2 separate regions of the Homo sapiens genome follow, and region 1 is linked to region 2. Evidence: chromatin loops called from intact Hi-C (ENCODE). Cell type or tissue: PC-3. All regions are shown on one strand. Links, peaks and the distances in the headings refer to the core of each region. The heading gives the core; the rest is flanking DNA.

Evidence for each region. Peaks named below come from ENCODE experiments on the same cell type or tissue, not always from the same donor. Only the 100,000 strongest peaks of a DNase experiment are listed, where the experiment ranks them.
Region 1: it touches region 2 in a loop (2.2-fold over the local background); 2 of 110 quality-filtered maps call a loop at or near these places.

Annotation. Positions count from the first base shown.
Region 1 is chr1:243,885,919-243,896,886 of GRCh38, reverse strand. No RefSeq gene overlaps it. Among named protein-coding and RNA genes, the nearest start is that of LINC02774, 26 kb to the left of the region's middle. In PC-3, for the core only: no CTCF peak of the experiment used is centred there; a DNase peak (open chromatin) is centred at 6,166.
Region 2 is chr1:243,961,477-243,971,415 of GRCh38, reverse strand. The region is part of intron 1 of LINC02774 (long intergenic non-protein coding RNA 2774); the gene reads right to left. LOC105373258 (a long non-coding RNA gene) reads left to right here. Exons shown (of 3, transcript XR_949337.2): 2 at 5,146-5,274. Among named protein-coding and RNA genes, the nearest start is that of LINC02774, 49 kb to the right of the region's middle. In PC-3, for the core only: no CTCF peak of the experiment used is centred there; no DNase peak of the experiment used is centred there; H3K4me3 peaks cover 369 bases.

The DNA of each region.
Region 1 (10,968 bases), core at 1,749-9,748, 76 kb after region 2:
CACACTCTTCCCTCGGTAACACCTTTCCCCCAGTAACACTGTTTCCCAGGCAGTGCCTTCTACAAACTCCCATGAAAGCAATCATCATGTACATCGTAAACTTTCAAAAACTTGTAGTTAGTCTGATATTGCCTCCAGCTCCAGCCTCTGATACGCTTCCAGCTGGAATGGGAAGGCAGGGCTTTGTTTAGTAATTCCTAGTAGCCTTAATTCCTTCCCTTATTGAGCAAATACTTACTGGACACTTACATGCACGAGGCTTTGAGGATGCAACTATGAACAAGACAGGCACAGTCCTTGCTTTCCCAGAGCTACAGTGTGGCAGGGACAATTGGCATTCAATAACACAATGTGGTGGGTGTTATGTTACGGGCAAAAGAGGGTATGTGGGAGGCAACAGCACAATTGGAGAAGGCTGTTGTAACCTACAGATATTCACATGAGACCTAAGTGAGGAGCAGGGCTCCACAGAAAAGTTTTGACAAAAGAAGAAAAGGGGAAAAAACAAAGAAAGATGTCAGCAGAAAAGAAGCAGCACATGTAAAACCATTAAGGTAAGAGAAAGCTTGGTACATTCATATAAAAAAAATAAGCTCTGTGGAGCTTAGAGTGTCCAAAGGTGAGTGGCAGGTGACGAGGTGGGAGAGAGGGCAGTAGTCAACCCACTGGGGGTGTTTGGGTCATGCTATTGACTTGGCATTTTATTCTAAGGGCCAGTGAGGGCTTTTAATCAGGGAATCTGATTTTATTTTTAATGATCAACTAGCTTTTGTATCAGTTAGAGGTGAGGCAGGGAGGTGAGTTAGACGGCCATTGGAATAACTTAGGTAATCTGTGGTGGCAGTGGAGGTAAGGGAAGTGAATGAAATGGGGAGATGAAGGGGCTGAATGATCAGGACTTGGTGACTGGTTCAATGTAGGTGTGGTGGCCTTGTAATGTGTCAACTTGGCTGAGCTGAACAACCTGTCCTGGAATTCCCTTCTGTGTATATTTCCCGTGAAGGTGGCCCATGAGAGAGATTCTGGTGGGAGACTTGGAGGATGGAAGTGAAGCAACAGCCGTCTTGTAACTCACACACACTTCATTGGTGGAAGTAGTGGCCGGGCCTGCTACTGCTCCATCCTCTCCTGGACCCTCCTGTGGCTTCTCCCACTGCTGATCCAGCTGTGGGTGTCCACTCTCTAGCTCACACTACCACGGTCAGAGGCAACAAGACCTGACCCGGGTCTCACTCTGTCCGAGGGGGCTCCAGCTCACGTTTATGGGTCCCAGGCTATTTTTGTTGTCCTCTTTACATCTACCTTTCCCTTTTGACTGCCCATTTAGAGGACTTTAAGTTCCAACATCAAATGCAAAGAGAATAGCCTTTCAGAGAAGCATAACCATAACACTATGTAAGATCAAGTCCCTGTAACAAGTCCTTTAACATGTGTGTATGTACGTGTGTGCTTTCTACTTAAATCTATCAATAAATTAATATATATGTAAAATACACACACACAAATCTTTTGGCGGTTCTGTTCTCTGATAGAACTCTGGCTGATGTAGTAGGGTTGAGAGATACTGGTATCAAGAATAATTTCTAGGTTTCTGATTTGGGCAACAGGGTGGATGGTGATGTTATTTTGAGAAAGAGAAATCTTGGGTAAAGAACATGTTTGAGAAGAAGATGAAGAATTCTCTTTTGGCCAGGTGAAGTATGAGGTACATGCAAGACATTCAGTTCAGCAGGTGATCAAACAAGGCAGGTCAGAGCTTGAGACTTAAGCAAACAGCATCAAACATGCCCAGTCGCAGTAACAAAATTTCAAAATAAAAAGAACCCAATGAAAAGCCTCTTTAATAAGTTTTAATAATCCTGTACAATAAAACTCTAAAGCATCAGGGTTTTTTCTTATTCAGTATACAGTGAACATTAAAAAAAAGTGTTGAATAGTTGAGAGGCAAATTTAGTGTTTTAGAACATGATAATAGCATGTGGCTTGCTAGTTGCTTATGGATAACCCAACTTTCTAATAGTTTTCGTAAGTTACTAGAACACAAGCTTTATTAAAATTATAAACATTATATCCATTTTCTTTAATAAAGAGTAATAAAGATTCTCCTCCCTAGCTCCAATTAGGACTTTGATAGTCTCACGAGATTCCCACTCCCACTTTCCCAGATTAAGAGAGCACAAGCAACTGCTTTTACAAATGTCCTCTAAAGATCCCTCCCAAAGGGAAATGCTCATGACAATGAAAAATGGAGTAGGAAGAGAAGGAGATGATGTATCTCAACTTCATTTATACCTACTAACCTATTTTCTCCCTATGATAATGTTTTTTTTAATTGTCAAATAAAAACTGTGGCCAGGGGCAGTGGCTCACGCCTGTAATCCCAGTACTTTGGGAAGCCAAAGTGGGCAGATCACAAGGTCAAGAAATCGAGAACATCGTGGCCAACATGGTGAAACCCTGTCACTACTAAAATACAAAAAATTAGCTGGGCATGGTGGCACATGCCTGTAGTCCCAGCTACTCCGGAGGCTGAGGCAGGAGAATCGCTTGAACTCAGGAGGTGGAGCTTGCAGTGAGCCGAGATTGCGCCACTGCACTCCAGCCTGGGTGACAGAGCAAGACTCCGTCTCAGAAAAAACTGTATATATTTATGGTGTATACCCTGATATTCTGATATACTTACACATTGTGCAATGACTACGTCAAGATAATTAACACATCCATCACCTCACATACTTTTTTGCATGTGTGATGAGAGCATTTAAAATCTCCTCTCAGCAATTTTCAAGGATACAATCCATCATTATTAGCTAGAGTCACTATGCTGTACAATAGATCTCTGGAACTTACTCTCTAACTGAAACTTCCTACCCTTTGACCAACATCTCCCCATTCCCCGGGCACACTAACCTATTTTTATGATGTGCGTCTGATGCTATTTTTTAAAAATTGATTGTGTCCTGAATTCTTTCAGCTCTCAGGCCTTTAGATGATGGTGCTTCTTTTTCAAATGATAACAATGACCTAGCAACCTGTGCAAATTATTAAATCTTTCAAAACGTGCTCGTTTTTCTAAGGGAATAATATATGTGCGGAGAGCCTGTCTTATTACAAAAATGCTCTTGAGATTCCTTCAACTGCTCTAAATAAATAGTTGCAGGGCTCATATTTGCACACACTCAGTTTCAATATCAGGATGCCACTATAAAAAGAACCCACCCAAACATGCCTTTAATACATTTTAAGAATTCTATATAATAAAAATCTGAAGGCCGGGCATGGTGGCTCACGTCTGTGATCCCAGCACTTTGAGAGGCTGAGGTGGGCGGATCACCTGAGGTCAGGAGTTCAAAGCCAGCCTGGCCAACATGGTGAAACCCCGTCTCTACTAAAAATACAAAAATTAGCCGGATGTGCTGGTGGGTGCCTGTAATCCCAGCTACTCGGGATGCTGAGGCAGGAGAATTGCTTGAACCCAGGAGGCAGAGGTTACAGTGAGTCGAGATCTCACCACTGCACTCCAGCCTGGGCAACAGAGTGAGATTCTGTCTCAAATAAATAAATAAATAAATAAATCTGAAGCCTAAGGCTTTTATAGAGTAAAAATATCACATGATCTCAATATCCTTCATAATAGATTGTTAAGTTTCATTGCACTATGTGAGACAGGTCAGTATTCAGTTCTCATTCTTTCCAGGGGTAAAGGAATACACAGAAATCAGGCGATATGTGGTAACGTAGAAAGCAGCTGTGTCAAAACTAGAATTTACAACTTTTAATTCTTAATACTCAGGCTATTCAAGCCACAGTCCTGCAAAGTCTGCTTTCCCGATAATAAATGTTAACTACATTATTTATCTGAATTGTAAAATGAAATCTACCATAGAATTCCATTTATTGCTTTAACTAGAAAATTGAAAAAATACAATCCAGGTGAATACAAATATTAAAACTGTAGATAATCTTTTTTTACAAATTGAAAACAGCTTAATTAAACCAACAGAGCAGGTAAGGCAATTCTGTTATTTAATGACAACCCTCATCTGTTTGAAATAACCACCTTAATAATCAATACCGTGTTGAGACTTTCACCTAGCATTTATTTTAAGGGATGTCTTGTTTTGAACAATCATTTTAAATCCTAGTAAACTGAAGAATTAATTATCAAGCACGGAGGCTCAGCAAACTAATGCTTTAGTCTGTCAAACCATCTGCTCAGGAGCACCCTTCTCCAAATCTTGGCATTATTGAGGATGGGGGAGCACACTGCTTTCGATGCTTCTGCTGGTATACAAGTTGCTCCTTGATATTTAACCATTCCATCTTCCAAATACACAGGAAGAAATTCAATCTCAGAAAGAAGTTCATCAAAGTTCTGGCTCCCTTGGCACTCACAGTTAGCACCACAGTAAAGCTAAGCTTTCTTTAAGGGCAGGGACCACATGTTAAGATAGCTTATCTATGCAAATGAGTATTGTCCCTCTCAAAGTAGGGTCTATTTTAATCCAACAATTCTTCTATTCGTGTCATTTTAAAAATTCCATTCTTGGAATTTTCTTTCACATTATTTTGCATATTTATTCTCAAACAGTGGGAAAGAATCCTAATCTATTTAATATGGTTGGGTATTTCATGGTAAAATGTTATATAATTGTACACACCAACAAGACAAAATTTTATTTTATTGTTTTTAAACTGACTCAGGAGGCAATTCAAAAAAGGACTTCCAAAAATATGTTGAGCCAAAGACAACATGATTTGAATAAATATATAGCTTCTTCTGGGGGCTGCTTATATTTGGGTGTAAAGTACTATCTCAAAAAAAAAAAAAGAGTTTCATGTCCCTAAATATACCCCAAATATTGACCAATTGAAGTGTAAACCTGTTGCTTCCCTCTTCTGATAACAGTACACTGATCTCCTTTGAAAAAAGCCCCTCTCACCCACTCTCAGTCCATTTAGCCTGGGGAGGGCTGGGGCGGGGGCAAGGGAAGTGCACAATTCAGACCAGATCAACCAGGCACATTCCATCACCCATGGCTGCAATAATTGGTTCAGGGATGGGCCCTAACCCCAAGCTAGGCTAATGAAATTTAGTTCCAGGACTGTGGCTGAAATTACTGAAAGAGATAAACTTGGTTTCTTTTACATTCTTACCAAGTTAAGAATGTAAACCTGTAACTGCTAGAAACCATTATGGGGAGACCTTCCTGAGAATGTAGCCAGTACAGAGTAAGGCGGAGCTGAAAGATGGAGAAAGAGAATCCTGATAACATCAAGTTGCTAGATCCAGCTCAGCCTGAAGCTAGCTCCCTGAGCTTTTCAATTATATGAGCCAACACATTTATTTTCTGGATTTATATCCACTTGTGTGTTTCCATATGCATGGGTTCAGTCAAGGAAAAACCAAAATGTTATAGCTTCTACGCACATATACAAACATAGTGTGGCTTATGTTGTGCCCGCTTAGCTTGTTATTGAGTTACTGCTATCTTTAAGCACTTGCGTAGTTCATTTCCAATTTCATAGCTGCACAAAGGGGTTTTAATTTCTGATCTATTTCACAGTGCTGTAGATTTACTGGTGGGGATGGGGAAGAAAAGGTGGTTAACCTTTAAGGTGATTTTCATCAATGACCCCTTATGTTTGAAATGAAATGATTTTGAGTAAGATGTATCCAAAGCCAGTGATTTTAACTTACCAGGCTAAGAGAATTTAAACCAGAAATCAACCCTGACATCTTTTACTTTCCCTGTGTGTTACACAGCCTTCCTTTTGCCACGCAGGTCAGCAGCCCTTCAAGTCTTTCTGGCAGGATAGTTTCTGGGCTATCATAAAAGACACTCCTGGTCTATGATATCTCAGCACAGTAAACCCATTACAGGCTGTTTTTCTGCAAGAATCTGATCAATAGATCTGCTTCCCCAGGGGTAGAGAAAGAACTAACAGTGAGTCCTGATAAACCTTCTCTGGCATTGCTCATTTCCTCAAGTGCTATACATGGAACACACTTATTACTTCAGTCCTCTGCTATTAATAAGCCCTTCTTGAGGAAAAGCTAAAAGCTCTAATTCCATCCAGATGCAAGCAGTATGCAATACCAAGCACCTCTTTCCTGATGTTCTAGCAAAATTACTAAGAGTACATCATGACTCATGCGTTCTCCAGCATTCCTCTCTGCACTAAAATCTGAATCCAGGGAATTTGGAGCAAGGTGCCTCTTGGCAATGGACTTTTCAGAGACTGTAACTCACACTGTGGCTCTGCCATATACGGTCTCTCCTCACAGAGAAAGGCAGTCACCATTGAAAAATTCACTCAGGAGTTCAGCTGCACATCTTTAAAGCCCCTCAGAGAAAAAATGCGATGCGGCTCACTGCAAACCCACAGCATCTTCAAAAGATTTGTAAACAAGTCCTTTGCTGCAGACTCCATAATACTACCACTCCACATGCAAGGAGTCCAAAAAGCTTTCTTCTGTTAGATTCAGTGGAGATAAATAACCGTGCACCAAGCAGCCTTATACATTGAACCGAATGCTCAGACACAATACAATGATGTGTCTAAAATTTCTACCTGTTCCTTTTTCTACCAGAAACCCAACCTCCTGAGTACCTCACTTGCTCTGTGAAACTTGCCTCTCTGTCCTTTCTCTCTCTGTTCCTTTCCACAGTGATATTCTGGATAGTAAGTGCTTCTGAGAGGCAATAATAGTATTGGATAGCTTTAGTACGGTTTTCAAGAAGAATATTCTGGAATCTTTGTGATAGAACGTTTAGGAAAAAATATTTCAACCATCAAAACTTATAGGAAGAGCTTTAACTAGAACCTACCCTACCCCACCCCATCTCACTCCCAAGTAAGGCTACGTTAAGGGGAATACCTGTTCAAAGGAAAAACAAGTATATGGGAAGCTATCGCCTCTGTCTTGGAATAAGTACTACCTGTTTGCATAAAATTATAGCAGGAAGAGAAAGAAAGTAACCCCTAGGAAGTGTGAAAAGGGCAGGGTGTTTCTAGAATACTCTTTTTCCTGTGAAGTCTATTTTGGGGAGGGCAAATGAGGGGAAGAGGTAAACGTTTTACTAAAAGTGTGGATGTTGATATAAAACGTTGTTAAGGAAGACACTACTTAGTCCAAAAGTTGCCTCTTATTCTTGGATTCATTTCAAATAAAACTTTCTGTTTAAGATCTTTGAAAGAATTGTATTTATTTATTTATTTTGAGACAAGGTTTCACTCTGTTGCCCTGGCTCACCGAAAACTCAGGCTTCTGGGCTCAAACCAGCCTCCTGCGACAGCCTCCCAAGTAGCTGGGACTACGGTTGCGCACCTCCGCACCCAGCTGATTTTTCTTTTCTTTTTTTTGAGATAGTCTTGCTCTGTCACCCAGGCTGGAGTGCAGTGGCATGATCTCAGCTCACTGCAACCTCCACCTCCCAGGTTCAAGCAATTATCCTGCCTCAGCCTCCCGAGTAGCTGGGATTACAGGTGTGAGCCACCATGCCTGGCTAATTTTTGTATTTTTAGTAGAGACAGGGTTTCACCTGTTGGCCAGGCTGGTCTTGAACTCTTGACCTCATGATTCACCCGCCTTGGCCTCCGAAAGTGCTGGGATTACAGGTGTGAGCCACCGTGCCCGGCCCACATCCAGCTAATTTTTAAATGTTTTGTAGAGATGGGGTCTCGCTATGTTGCGCAGGCTGGTCTCAAACTCCAGGCCTCAAGCAATCCTCCTGCCTCAGCCTCTCAAAATGCTGGGATTACAGGCGTGAGCCACCATGGCCAGGCTTTAAAAGAAATTTCTACACGTTACCCTAATAGTTGGTTTGAGTTTTCTTTTGTTATTATGTAATTTCCAACTTTGAGGAAACTACTAGTATTTATAGGTAGAATTCACAAATTATGCAAATTGAAAATGTAAGAAATCTTTAGTTGCAACATTCACATCACCACCTAGAGTGACTAATTTTTCCAAATTAGTAAAGGAAGTTAGAACAATGAGTCAGTGAGTGGATCACCCTAATGAATAAAAATAAAATTTATGTTTTTCCCAGATGGACTGTATTTTTAAAATATTTATTAAGGTTTATTAATTTTCTGCCTAGATCTTGTTAATAGTTTTTCTCCGTATGTGATTCCACTCTTCAGTATGCTATAATATTTATACATGCACAATCCAATATTAGGTCACAGACATGGAATGGACCTTGATAGATAATCCAGACATACAAATAGTGAAGTATATTTTGATTTACTCAGGACTACAGACAGGCTAGCACCTTCTCTTGCCACACTTGAGAACCGTTTCAATATTTAACACAACCTTTAAGAAAGAAAGTCTGTGCTGCTTATCTAAATACCATCTACTAAACTATACATACAGTGAAGCCATTTATATGTCTTTTTTAGACCTCGTCAAATTTTACACACAATTAGATTGGCGTAGCAGGTCTGACTCTATGTTAAGGAAATGCCCTTATTATAGACGGCAGCAAGTATATGAACACACTTAAGCATTGTTTCTTTCTTTATTCAGCAAAGCTTCTTGAGCACCTGCTATGTGTCCAGCACTGTTGTAAGTGCTGTGGTGACTGAAGAAGACATGGTCTCTATTTTCAGAGAGATGCCTCAGTATAGAGGTGGCTGTGTAAACAGCATCACGGTAAAGGCTTTCCAAAAGCATGAGGGAATGGCTGTTGAGTGACTTGTGCACACACTAGAAATTATAAGCCTTCAGTTTGTTTTTTGTTTGTTTGTTTTTTTGAGATGGAGTCTCACTCTGTTGCCCAGGCTGGAGTGCAGTGGCGCAATCTCAGCTCACTGCAAGCTCCGCCTCGTGGGTTCACGCCATTCTCCTGCCTCAGCCTCCCGAGTAGCTGGGACTACAGGTGCCCGCCACCACGCCCTGCTAATTTTTGTATCTTTAGTAGAGACGGGGTTTGCACCATATTGGCCAGGCTGGTCTCAAACTCCTGACCTTGTGATCCACCCGCCTCAGCCTCCCAAAGTGCTGGGATTACAGGCGTGACCACCGCGCCCAGCCGCCTCTAGTTTTAAGGGGCGAAGAGTTATGAACAAGAGAGGCAGCTGGGCTAACGATAAATAAACTTTTAGGTAAAAAACAAACAAACAAACAACAATCAACAAAAAAAACGCGAGGCGCGGTGGCTCACTCCTTTTAATCCCAGCACTTTGGGAGGCCGAGGCGGGCAGATCACGAGGTCAGAAGATCGAGACCATCCTGGCTAACACGGTGAAACCCCGTCTCCACTAAAAATACAAAAAATTAGCCGGGCGTGGTCGTGGGCGCCTGCAGTCCCAGCTACGTGAACCCGGGAGGCGGAGCTTGCAGTGAGCCGAGATCGCGCCCCTGCGCTCCAGCCTGGGCGACAGGGCGAGACTCCGTCTCAAAAAAAAAAAAAAAAAAAAGCACCAAAATTAGATTAATAGTGTGGCCATAATCTTTTCTTGAAGAGAAAAGTTGAAGTTTGAAGGGAAAGACGCTAAAAATCCTCAGGGAATCAGTTTAGTAGCGAAGCAACGTGGAGATTGAGAGCACAAGAGTCTACGGGGACTTAAACACCAAAGTTCAGGAGCTGCGTAGAAGCCCAAGTATATTTCACGCAAGCCTAAGCAGATGAGTGCGGTGGAATCAAAGAGAATGATAAAGTCCCCTCTTAATTAGAGTAGCTGAGTCTTGTAACCCAGAAACCTTTTAATGCCAACCTGGCTTAAAGTCTCAGAACTCTCCTAGAAGTGGTCCGACTCCAGAAGAGTTAAGGATCCTTGAGTTCGATTTCCTTCCTTCTATTGCTTGTTGCAAATTCTACAGGAAAATTGGGGCTGGAGGAAACCGTGATTACAAATAGATTAATTGTAAAGGTGCTGTATTTGCCTAGGTATTTATATTTCTTTACATTTTACTCTGCTGTAGTCCAACTGACTATACTATTCTTCGACACATGTGCAAAGCCCTTGCAATTGAGAAATATATTTGTATAAAAATATATGTGATTAAAATTAATAATGTTTTTAACTCAGTTAATTATGCTTATGGGATTCTTGGCTCTTCGGGGGCCGAAGTACCATAAATCTGCACCCCGTCCACACACACTCATACCTGTAAAGACAGCTTATCTTAAACGCAGGCAAGATGAAGTAACAGGAACAGCTAACATCCGTTGGTTTTTGCTATATGGCAGACACTGTATTAATTATTTTGCATGTTGTATTTTAATTAATTCTCTCAACTACCTCAGAATCTAGGAACCATAGTTATCATCATTTTATATCTCAGGAAACTAAAAGGAAATTTGCACGAGTTTGCACAGCTGGCAAGCAGCAGAGCCAGAATTCCAGGCCACAGGAGATCTGACCCCAGAGCCCACTCTGTCCAGGATCACACGGTACAAATTTACCTCCTTTTTTGAAATATAAGCAGCAGGTAGGTACTGTCTTCTGAGGAGCAAAAAGGAAAGGAAACTAACATGGGTTAGAAATGTGAAAGTGGAAAATGAATGAAAGTTGTGAAGAACAGAGAGACAAAGAGCAGAGCTCAAACAAGACACATAGAGGCAGGGCATGGTAGCTTATGCCTATAATCCCAGCACGCTGGGAGACTGGGGCTGGAGGACTGCTTGAGGCCAGGAGGTGAAGACCAGCCTGGGCAACACAGTGAGACCCTCGTTTCTTAAAAAAAAAAAGAAAAGAAAAGAAAGAAAATTTTTAAAGGCACATAACAAGAATGTCATTAAAAATAATTTTAGTGAGGTTAGCCAGGGTTCTCTAGAAAAGTAGAACCAACAGGAGATAGATAGACACATGATAGATAGATAGATAGATAGATAGATAGATAGATAGATAGGATAAATGATAGATGAGATAGATAACAGAGAGAGATTAGAAAGATAGATAGATAGATAGATAGATAGATAGATAGATAGATAGATAATTTATTATGAGGGA
Region 2 (9,939 bases), core at 375-8,374:
TGTTAGTCTTTCAACTTCCTTTGCGTTGACAAGAACCCTACCTGTTGACTGGCTGTCTTTCTGCTGGTAATAGTCTGGCATCCATGTATATATTCAGACAAGTTTGCTGAAGTGGGCAATGTTTATTCTATCCTTGTAGCTTAATGTGGCTGTAGTTAAGAAACATGCCTGAATGTATTCCAAGACAATGATTTGTCCTGTCTCTTTTCTCCTCCATTTTTACAAGTTGACATGTTTGGAAATGTGCAATGAGATGTTTTCTTAAAATCATGTTCAACATTTAAGGATGACTGGCCCACATTTGGGGGGCCACGCGTTGTTTTCAGCACGGCAAAAAATGCAAAGAACAAAGCAGACAAGTCCTCTGCTCTGGTGGAACGTGCATTCTAAGGGAAGAAATGGCCAATACACAGAAGAGGACCAAACAAGCAGGATCATTTGTGTTGAGTGCTGTGGGGGAACAAAGGACGAGCAGGAGGCAGAGCAGAAAGCTGGAGGAGGCTGAACAGGGGGATCTGACAGAGAAAAAGGTGGCAGCACCAGGGCGAGAGTAAGCACGTGGGAAAGTCCTTTTTGAAGCAGTGACATTTAAGTTGAGGCCTAAAGGGAAGAGAGAGCCAGCACTTAAAAGTCAGGGGAGGGCCGGGCGCGGTGCCTCGTGCCTGCAATCCCAGCACTTTGGGAGGCAGGTGGGTGGATCACCTGAGGTCAGGAGTTCGAGACCAGCCCGACTAACATGGTGAAACTTGATCTCTACTAAAAATACAAAAATGAGCCAGTTGTCGTGGTGCATGCCTGTAATCCCAGCTACTCGGGAGGCTGAGGCAGGAGAATCATTTGAACCCAGGATGCGGAGGCTGCAGTGAGCTGAAATCGCACCACTGCACTCTAGCCTGGGCAACAGAGTGAGACTCTGTCTCAAAAAAAAAAAAAAAATTGGGGGGACACATTCCAGGTAGAATCAACAGCAAGTACAAAGTTCCTAAGGCAGAGAAGACTATAATATTCAAGCCAGAGAAGGAGGGCAGGGGTACAGCACAGGATTGGAGATGTGGACAGCTGTCACATCACACAGGGCCTTGGGGACCATGGTAAGGAGGTTGCATTTGATGATGAAAACATGTCTAACATATTAGCAACTCACACCGCAGGCTGGGCTCCCCACGAAGATCCTTCCTTCCTTTCATATGGCAGACACTTCCTCCAACTTTAACAATAATTGCCTACACCAGAATTTTTCAACAATGCTAAATTAAAGAAGAAAAAGCAGAGGAAGGAAGCAAGTTTTAAAGAAACTTTGCCAATCTAGATGGAAAGGGGAAAAAATACATCTTTAGTCCCTGTGCTCCTATTTTTAAAGCTGTGGTGGCTCTCATCTGGTGTGTTAAAGATGACAAAGATTGGTCAGTGAACAGCAAATTCAGTTCCTTTGAGTAACAGTTTTAATTGCTTTAATGTGAATTCTGGGTATCGGAAAGAGAAAAGTTTATCTGTTACAGACCCATTCAAAATTCCAGACACAATTCATTAATTCTTTTAGATAAATAACGTAGTTTGTTCCTTGTTCCATGACCTGAACTTAAATTGAGATAAGACTGGGGTAGCTAATTTCTCTGTTATGCGCTAAAAAATCAGAGTCCAGTGTTAAGAAGCAAAACCTAGAGTAAGAGGGTGGCATAAATCCCTTAGATAAACTAGATATTAAATGCTTCATTCTGTATAATTTGTTAATGTAGGCATTAAATGTCATTGCCCCATTAAGAGAGTATCTATTTCTTCTAGATTGTGGTGCAAACTCTTATTTTAAATAGCTGATCAAATAGTACTTAGAAGATGAATGCCATTTAGTTTTCAAGATCTTTCATTATTTGCTTTAATTTATCTTAAGATCCTGCTCTGCTCTGTGTAACATTCAAAATGAAAAGGAAGACCACACAAGAATCTTCACTGTCCCCACCACAGTGAAGAGAGGAAAAAGAGAAACCCCTTGACTTAGGAATACGAACTTTCTCCCCGGCAGATTTAATTAAATATCTAAATGTTAATAAAGCATTTGTCAATGGACTACTTAATTACTTTGAAAGCAATTCACTCCCCCACAATTCATTTTCCAGATGAGAAAGTGGAGAATCACAATGATTTAGGAAATAATCTCTAGCACAATGCATTTTGTAATCTCTAGCCAGGAAGAAAACATCTTACTTTGTTTTCTTTCTTATAAAATTAATGCTAATCATTGTCCTTCTGCGTATTTGAAGCCTGGAAGTGAAGATCTCCTCAAATTTAGAGAAAAAAAAATCACTTTCCTAACAGCTCCTCTTAGAACAGGCTCCAAATTGCAAAATAAAAATTACAGCATATATCTCTTCTCTGTATTTATATCTTCTGTATTTACATCAGAAGTGAATTTTAATTTAAGAGGCACAGCAACTTGTATTTTAAGAACAAATTAGCCTCATTAGCTAGTGCAAAATGCTGCTCCTCCAGCTATCATTTTGAGATCCTTAAAAATTAGATTTATCTTCCCTTTGCCATCAGAAGCCAATCCTCAGATTAAATGACAGCCTTCAGCCACACATAGAGCTAATATTGGCAGATCAGTTGTTGCTTTTGGTCACTGCCTTTGCAGACATCCAAGTACTAAAAAGGAGGAAAAGCGAAGCCATCTGACACCAGCATTTGTCTGGGGAGCGTTACTAAAACCAAATTTTAAAATGGCTCCTTCTGAGAGGAACTTTGCAGAGGAACAAGCATCCAGGAAGCTTTCTGGGGTCCTGACAGATGAGCAGTTCCACTTAATTCTTCAGTGTTGAAGGGTCGTGGTCAGGGTAAATCTAACGGCTTTGGAATGAAAAGTATGAGAACAATGTAAACTCATTTGTTTTTTAGCCATGGCCCTTCTTTCACTCCCCTAAAAAGACACTTTAATAATCTCATAGCCAGTTTCCCTCCTTGCAAATTTTAGTTCTCCCTTGTAAACTACAGTATATACTTTCACGCTAATTACACTTCAATAATTCTTGAGTCTCCTAGAAAAAAGATCAGGAAAACCCTCTTCCATTTCAATGCTCCATTCCTGTTACTTTTAGGCCCAATCACACTGTCCATTTTTCTCATAAATCAGCCCATCGTGTTAATCACTTTTGTTGCTTTATGCTGATTTCCCTCTAGTTCTTCTACGTCTGTCTGCTTTCAGGATACGCAGATCTGAACACAATATTCCAGGTGTGTCTTTGCCAAATGCACTAAATTACTCCACCTTTCCCTCATGACGTGATGTCTCTACACATACAGCCCCAAATCACATTAGCTTCTGTGGCATATTGCAAACTCGTCTAATTTGTTGTCCAGTCCCTGGTCCCTCTGGCATTACTGTGTTCTGGATTTTTCCCTCTCGCTGGTTACCTTTACAGCTTTTCCCCTCTCTAAATCATTGAGGTTACACCTGTCTGACTTAATTCTCATTTCGTTTGATCCTTTCTATATTTTTAACCTCAGAAACCCTGTGTAGCATTTCTCTTTATTCACTGGTGTGTTTCCAATACTTCCTGATTTAATTTCATCTGCAAATCTAATTAACATGCTGTTTACTACATTTTTTTTTCACGTTAGAAATGGACATGCTCAGGAAAAAAATAGCACTAACAGGGATTCCCGGGGCCCTTCTCAGCTCCTCTCCTACTGGGATAGCCTCAGAAAGTGCAATTAACTTTCTCCGGCCCAGGGGATGACTGTTTCAGCCACTTTACACCATTTTGATGGACAGCTGTGTCTCTACCCTAATCAGCCAATTTGGAGATAGAACAATTACAAAAGACAGCAATTACGGAATGCAGTCTGTCATTGTGAAGATGGAGGTTGAGAGAAGGAAGAGGAAAGAAGAAATGACCCAAATTCAGAGTCAGATGCTAAAAAGATTTCAACCCTACTGAGGGAGTGGACCCAAACAGGGGACTCTGAGAAGCAAAGAAACTCCTAGATTCAGGGAGGGGAAAATGCAGACCTGCTTTTCTAGTAAACCTCCAGCCCATCTCCCAGATTCCCAGTAATCAAAGACCAATGATTGTTTTTTGTTGTTCTTAAAGATTCCAAGAGTTTCTTAAAATCATGCTCTGCTATTTAAACAATTACTCTTAGGCCAGGGACAGTGGCTCACACCTTGTTATCCCAGCATTTTGGGAGGCCAAGGCGGGCGGATCACCTGAAGCCAGGAGTTCGAGACCAGCCTGGCCAACATGGTGAAACCCCGTCTCTACTAGAAATACAAAAATCAGCCAGGTGTGGTGGTGCGCGCCTGTAATCCCAGCTACTCAGGAGTCTCAGGCAGGAGAATCACTTGAACCCGGGAGGCAGAGGTTGCAATGAGCCAAGTTCATGCCATTGCACTCCAGCCTGGGTGACAAGAGTGAAACTCTGTCTCAAAACAACAACAAGAACAACAAAACAATAAACAATTATTCTTAAGGTGTCGTGTTATATCTCTCTGATTTTTTGTTATAATTTAAGTATAATCCACTTTGTTTTTTAAAGTAAATAAGATGACTGGCAAGATCTGTTTCAGAATTATTACAAATCATAGGGCTTTGAAGAGATGTCCTTTTACTGTTTCTTCTTTGGGCTCAGTACTTTCAAGTTCTTGATCTTTTGCTATTCACTTTAGCAATTGTCTCAAAAGCAACACATACTTTCTCCATATCCAGTGAAAAGATCTAAAAGTGGGACACTAACCAATAAGAAAATATTATTTCCCAATTTTAATGGTTACAGTCTTATCAAAAGATTAGAAAAACATCATAAGAAACATAATATGTATCTCCATTTAAATATGTATTTAATTATAATGCTTTCTAATTAAATGTATTTTTAATATGGAAGCAGAAGAACAAAAAAGGCAATATGTTTTTTAAAATCAGGTCTCTGGCAGAAGTCATGTTGGAAACTTATGGAGCTTAATAAAGAAATCCTTCCCAACATAGATTGTACAAACATCAGGAAGGAGAGAGAAACGAACTAAAAGGATTGGTTGCCAGGGAAAACTTTTTCATATTTTGGGGGGAGAAAATCACATTACAGGATCTATTGAATATTTTAAAAAAGTCTTGTACCTTACCTCTCTCCAACTTTCTTCCCTTCTTATAAAATAAGGAAAATGAAGTAGGAAACTACATAAAAATCCAGCTTTCCTGTGAGTATAAAAAAGGAAGAAAAGGGTTATAGACAAGAGATGCCCGAGAGAGACAAGAATTATGAAGACAACCAAATGTTCTCTATCAGGTAAGCTGAAAACAGATTGTAGAAAACTTTTGACACCAAACTTTCCTGGAACCCTGAAGCAAGTGAGTGTGCTCAAACTGGAAGTTTCCACAACGCCTTGGACAGACCCAGGCTTCAGAACATCTGTAGGTGAAACGAAACTAAACATTTTCTCAAGAACAAAATGAGGTAAGTCCAAATTAGATTGAGCATTGACTGTGCTTACTGGCTTTATCCTTTCTTGGACATAAGATATCTGCTCTCTTCCTATCTCAGCTTTCTCATCTGTTAAATCTACTCAAATATCCTCTCCCACTGGATTATAATAATGATCAATTGAATTGATGGAAGTGAAACCTCAAACTTCATACAGAAATAAGACATTTTTCCTAATCAAGATTTCACAAAAAGGCCGAGCACGGTGGCTCAAGCCTGTAATCCCAGCACTTTAAGAGGTTCAGGAGGGCTGATCTCCTGAGCTCAGGAATTCGAGACCAGCCTGGCCAACATGGCAAAACCCTGTCTCTACAAAAAATACAGAAGTTAGCTGGGTGTGGTGGTGTGTGCTTGTAATACCAGCTACTCAGGAGGCTGAGGCAGGAGAATTGCTTGAGCCTAGGAGGCAGAGGTTGCACTGAGCCGAGATGACGCCATTGCACTCCAGCCTGGGCAACAGAGCAAGACTTTGTCTCAAAAAAAAAAAAAAAAAAGATTTCTCAAAAAATGGCCAGGCTTGATGGTTCATGCCTATAATGCCAGCAATTTAGGAGGCCCAGGCAGGAGGATGACTTGAGCCCAGGAGTTCAAGACCAGCCTGGGCAACATAGTGAGATCCTGTCTCTCCAGAAAATTAAAAAAAAAAAAAAAGCTAGGCATGGTGGCCCCTAATCCCAGCTACTTGGAAGGCTGAGGTAGGAGGATAACGTGAGCCCAGGAGTTTGAGGTTGCAGTGAGCTATGATCGTGCCACCACATTCAGCATGGGTGACATGCTGCCTCTTTAAAAAAAAAAAAAAAGAAGAAGATTTCACAACAACTTGAAATGTTTTATTGTTACTGAGAGTGTTTATGGTTACTATTACTCACCACTGGAAAAACATTCAATTCTGTATTTATTAATCCTAAACCAATGATATTAACACTTCCATTTTCAGACAAGGGAACAAATAAGAATTAAAAATATTTAAAATATTCAAAATGTCTATTTAATACTTCATTGCATATAATTCTGATTCTATTTATTCAGTAACAATCTATTTGGAACAATCAAACTTAGTATGCATTTTTCATAGGATTTCAATTATGAATGTTTATATTTTGGAATTATCCTATCATTTAACTGCTTCTAAGTAGTTTGCTATATTCCCATGTATTCTACTTCTTTTCTTTTCTTTTTTCTTTTTCTTTCTTTTTTTTTTTTTTTTTGAGATGGATTCTCACTCTGTCGCCCAGGCTGGAGAGCAGTGGCACAATCTTGGCTCACTGCAACCTCCACCTCCCAGATTCAAGTGATTCTTGTGCCTCAGCCTCCTGAGTAGCTGGGATTACAGGTGCCCACCACCATGACTCACTAATTTTTGTATTTCTAGTAGAGATGAGGTTTCACCATGTTGGCCAGGCTGGTCTCGAACTCCTGACCTCAGGTAATTCACCCACCTCGGCCTCCCAAAGTGCTAGGATTACAGGCGTGAGCCACCGCGCCTGGCCCATGTAGTCTATTTATGACCACATACTTATTACCAATGATGTGAAGTAAAAAGCAAGTCATGCAATACTGACTATATTGAAATTACCAAACATTTGATAGTCATAGTTGAACTGCCAAGCAATGAATGATACAGCAGTATAGTTAAGTTCATTTAGCCACTAGGATTCCTGCAACAACTGGATCAACCATTTTTAGACTGGTTACATATCAATGAACAGTTGATGAACTTTGGTTGCAAATATGACTAAAATTACCCAGACTACAAATATTTACTCTGATTACTGCAATTGTTAACTGATCATGTATTGATCTAACCTAGTATTCATTGGTTAACCTGCAAATGGCCATGCATATAGATGCACAAAGTGTGTTATAATTTAGTTTTAACCTCCAATGACATATAGGCAAGAAAAATACATGTAAAATGTGCTATGAAAAAATTCCAGATATATGTGTGTGTGTATGGAAAGTTGGTATTGCCCATCGGAAGTTTGCTAATAAAATGAATATCAAAGAATATTTGTTAACAATTGAAGGACTCCCTGGTGATTATACAAAGAGATTGAGATAAAATTAGCAATATCCATATGTGAAAAGAAGCTTGAAAACAGATGAATACAGTCTTAAGCATCAAAAATATATACCAGCTGAACGCATTGAGCAATCTTAGCACCACTAAACATGGGATGACTAGGTATTATTTGCCCCGTAATGTGTTGCAATAGGAAATACACAGCACCAGCTATGAAGTATTCTTGCCTAAAAAATTGAACTTGAATCCCAACAAGCCTAGAGATCTAAATACCAATTCACAGGAAATACAGGAGATGAAAGACCAGGTTAAATGTCTTTACAAGCCAACAACGGGCCAAACTCAGAATGCAAGGCACTCTATGGACAAATGACCTGGTTTATCTAACTAATCAGTAACAATGAAAAAAAGAGAGAAAATAAACCATAGAGCCATTATCAGAACCTCGTTTGGGTCCTGATTTGAACAAACAAACTGTACAAATGTACCACTGAGACAAACAGAGGACTCTGAGGCTAGACTAGGAATTAGATGATGTTGAAGAAATATTATTCTGGGTTGTTGTGTGTTTTTAATTGCCCTTGCCTATTAAAAATGAACATTGAAGTATTTCAGGGTAAAATGACATTTCAAATTTACTTTAAAACACTCCAGGAAAGTGGGGAGAAAATATGTGTGTGGATGGCAGGGAGAAAGATGAGACAAAGTTAGCAAAATGTTAGTAATGGTTAAACCTACGTGATGGGTACCTGAGTCTGTCTACTATCTACTTCTTTAGTATGTTTTACATTTTTTCACACTGAAACATTTTTAAATGAGTAAATGAATCTACACTCCATTTAATTGTTTATTTACATAACACGGTGATAGATATCAGCACAGTAGTTTAGGGGAATAGATGGCAGCTTAAATCTTGATTTGCCTGCAAGTTCTAAATCATGAATCTTCAGTAAGTTCAATTTTAAACTGTAGTGAAACAATAGCCCAATAATCTCCATACAGGACTACTCTGGTTTTCATTAAAAACAAAACAAAAAACACCGAATTCTTACCTATCTCTCTTTTCCTCTTTTCCCACTTCCAGCAGACTCACAAGAATGAGTTGCTTTACAGCTACATCATTGTGTCTTCATAACCATCCCACAGCCCTCCTGGTGGGGCAAGGGAGGGAAAACAGTGCCTTAGCACAAACAGGCTCATTGCTAACATGCCTAGGGGCTATGTCTGATCCATGAATTGATGCTTTTCATTCAAAAAAGAGCTGGGGCGGGGGTCTTGCTAGGGGTCTGTAGCTGGTGCATCAGGAGAATGCAGAGAAAGCGGAAGAAGATGAGGTCTTAAAATTAATATATAAATTTCCCTTTAATTTTGTTTTGCTTTTGTAGATGGTTTTATTTTAGGTAAATAGGCTTTACTTTACCACCTCTCCAACACAGTTATTTTTTAAGCCTAGGAAAAAAAATGTATTCCAGTTTACCATGGGCAGAAAAGACAAGCTGCCCCATATGAAGGTGCCCCCGTTCACATCCCGTTGCCATAAATCCCAGCTCACATAGTACTCAAAAGCCCTCCAGGGATAGCAGAGAGGTGTAATGCAGAGCAACCATTCGAAGGGTGGAAGAAAAGCACATCCTGATGTCTTGGAGCTAAGAGAAGGAAAAGGATATTTACACAAGATGAGACACCAATACATTGGGAAGTTCAATGTGCTTAGAAATAGACAGTGGCTGGGACAAGTATAGGGGAATCAAATTGCTCCAACAGATTGCATGTTTCATGCTTAATTTTCATTTAATTCCTGAAGACAGCAGGCGCTCAAGGGAATGACCCACCCTCATCCTCAATCTTCAGAAAAACTTTTGCTGACCCCTCAAACATCAAGGCCTAGAAATATCCTTATTTGCTGCCTTGGATTGGTCATCTTCCATAAAGTACTTATTGATGAGGAGAAACGTTCATTTGAGATTCAGCCACAGAGTAGTGTTTCAGACCAAGGAAGATGTACAGGGTGGACATGTCCAGCCTCTTCCTCTGAACTGATTTATCTCTCATCATCTTTGTGCCCTGAGGGAACAGGAAGCCCTCTCACCACCTCCTCCATCTCCTAGTTGATCTATGTCACAAAAGTACAATTAACAAATTAATGTATCTGTTTTAAGCAGAAACATTTCTGTCAGCTCAGTCAAGAAATGAAGTAAAGTTAAGTGATAGAACTGAAGTTCTGAATAACAAGAATAGTTTTGTTGGGTTCAACATGAGGTTATAACAAAGTAGAAGTAATGGAGAAACTACAATCAGATATGTTTAAATGCCTTTAACTTATTGGGTTTTTTAATTAAATAAGGTAATATATGCAGGGCCAACTGGAAATAAAGACAGCATGTTGCTAATGGTCAAGAACTGGACACCAGGGAGAATTAATTAACCCTTAATGTAGTGGTTCCCCA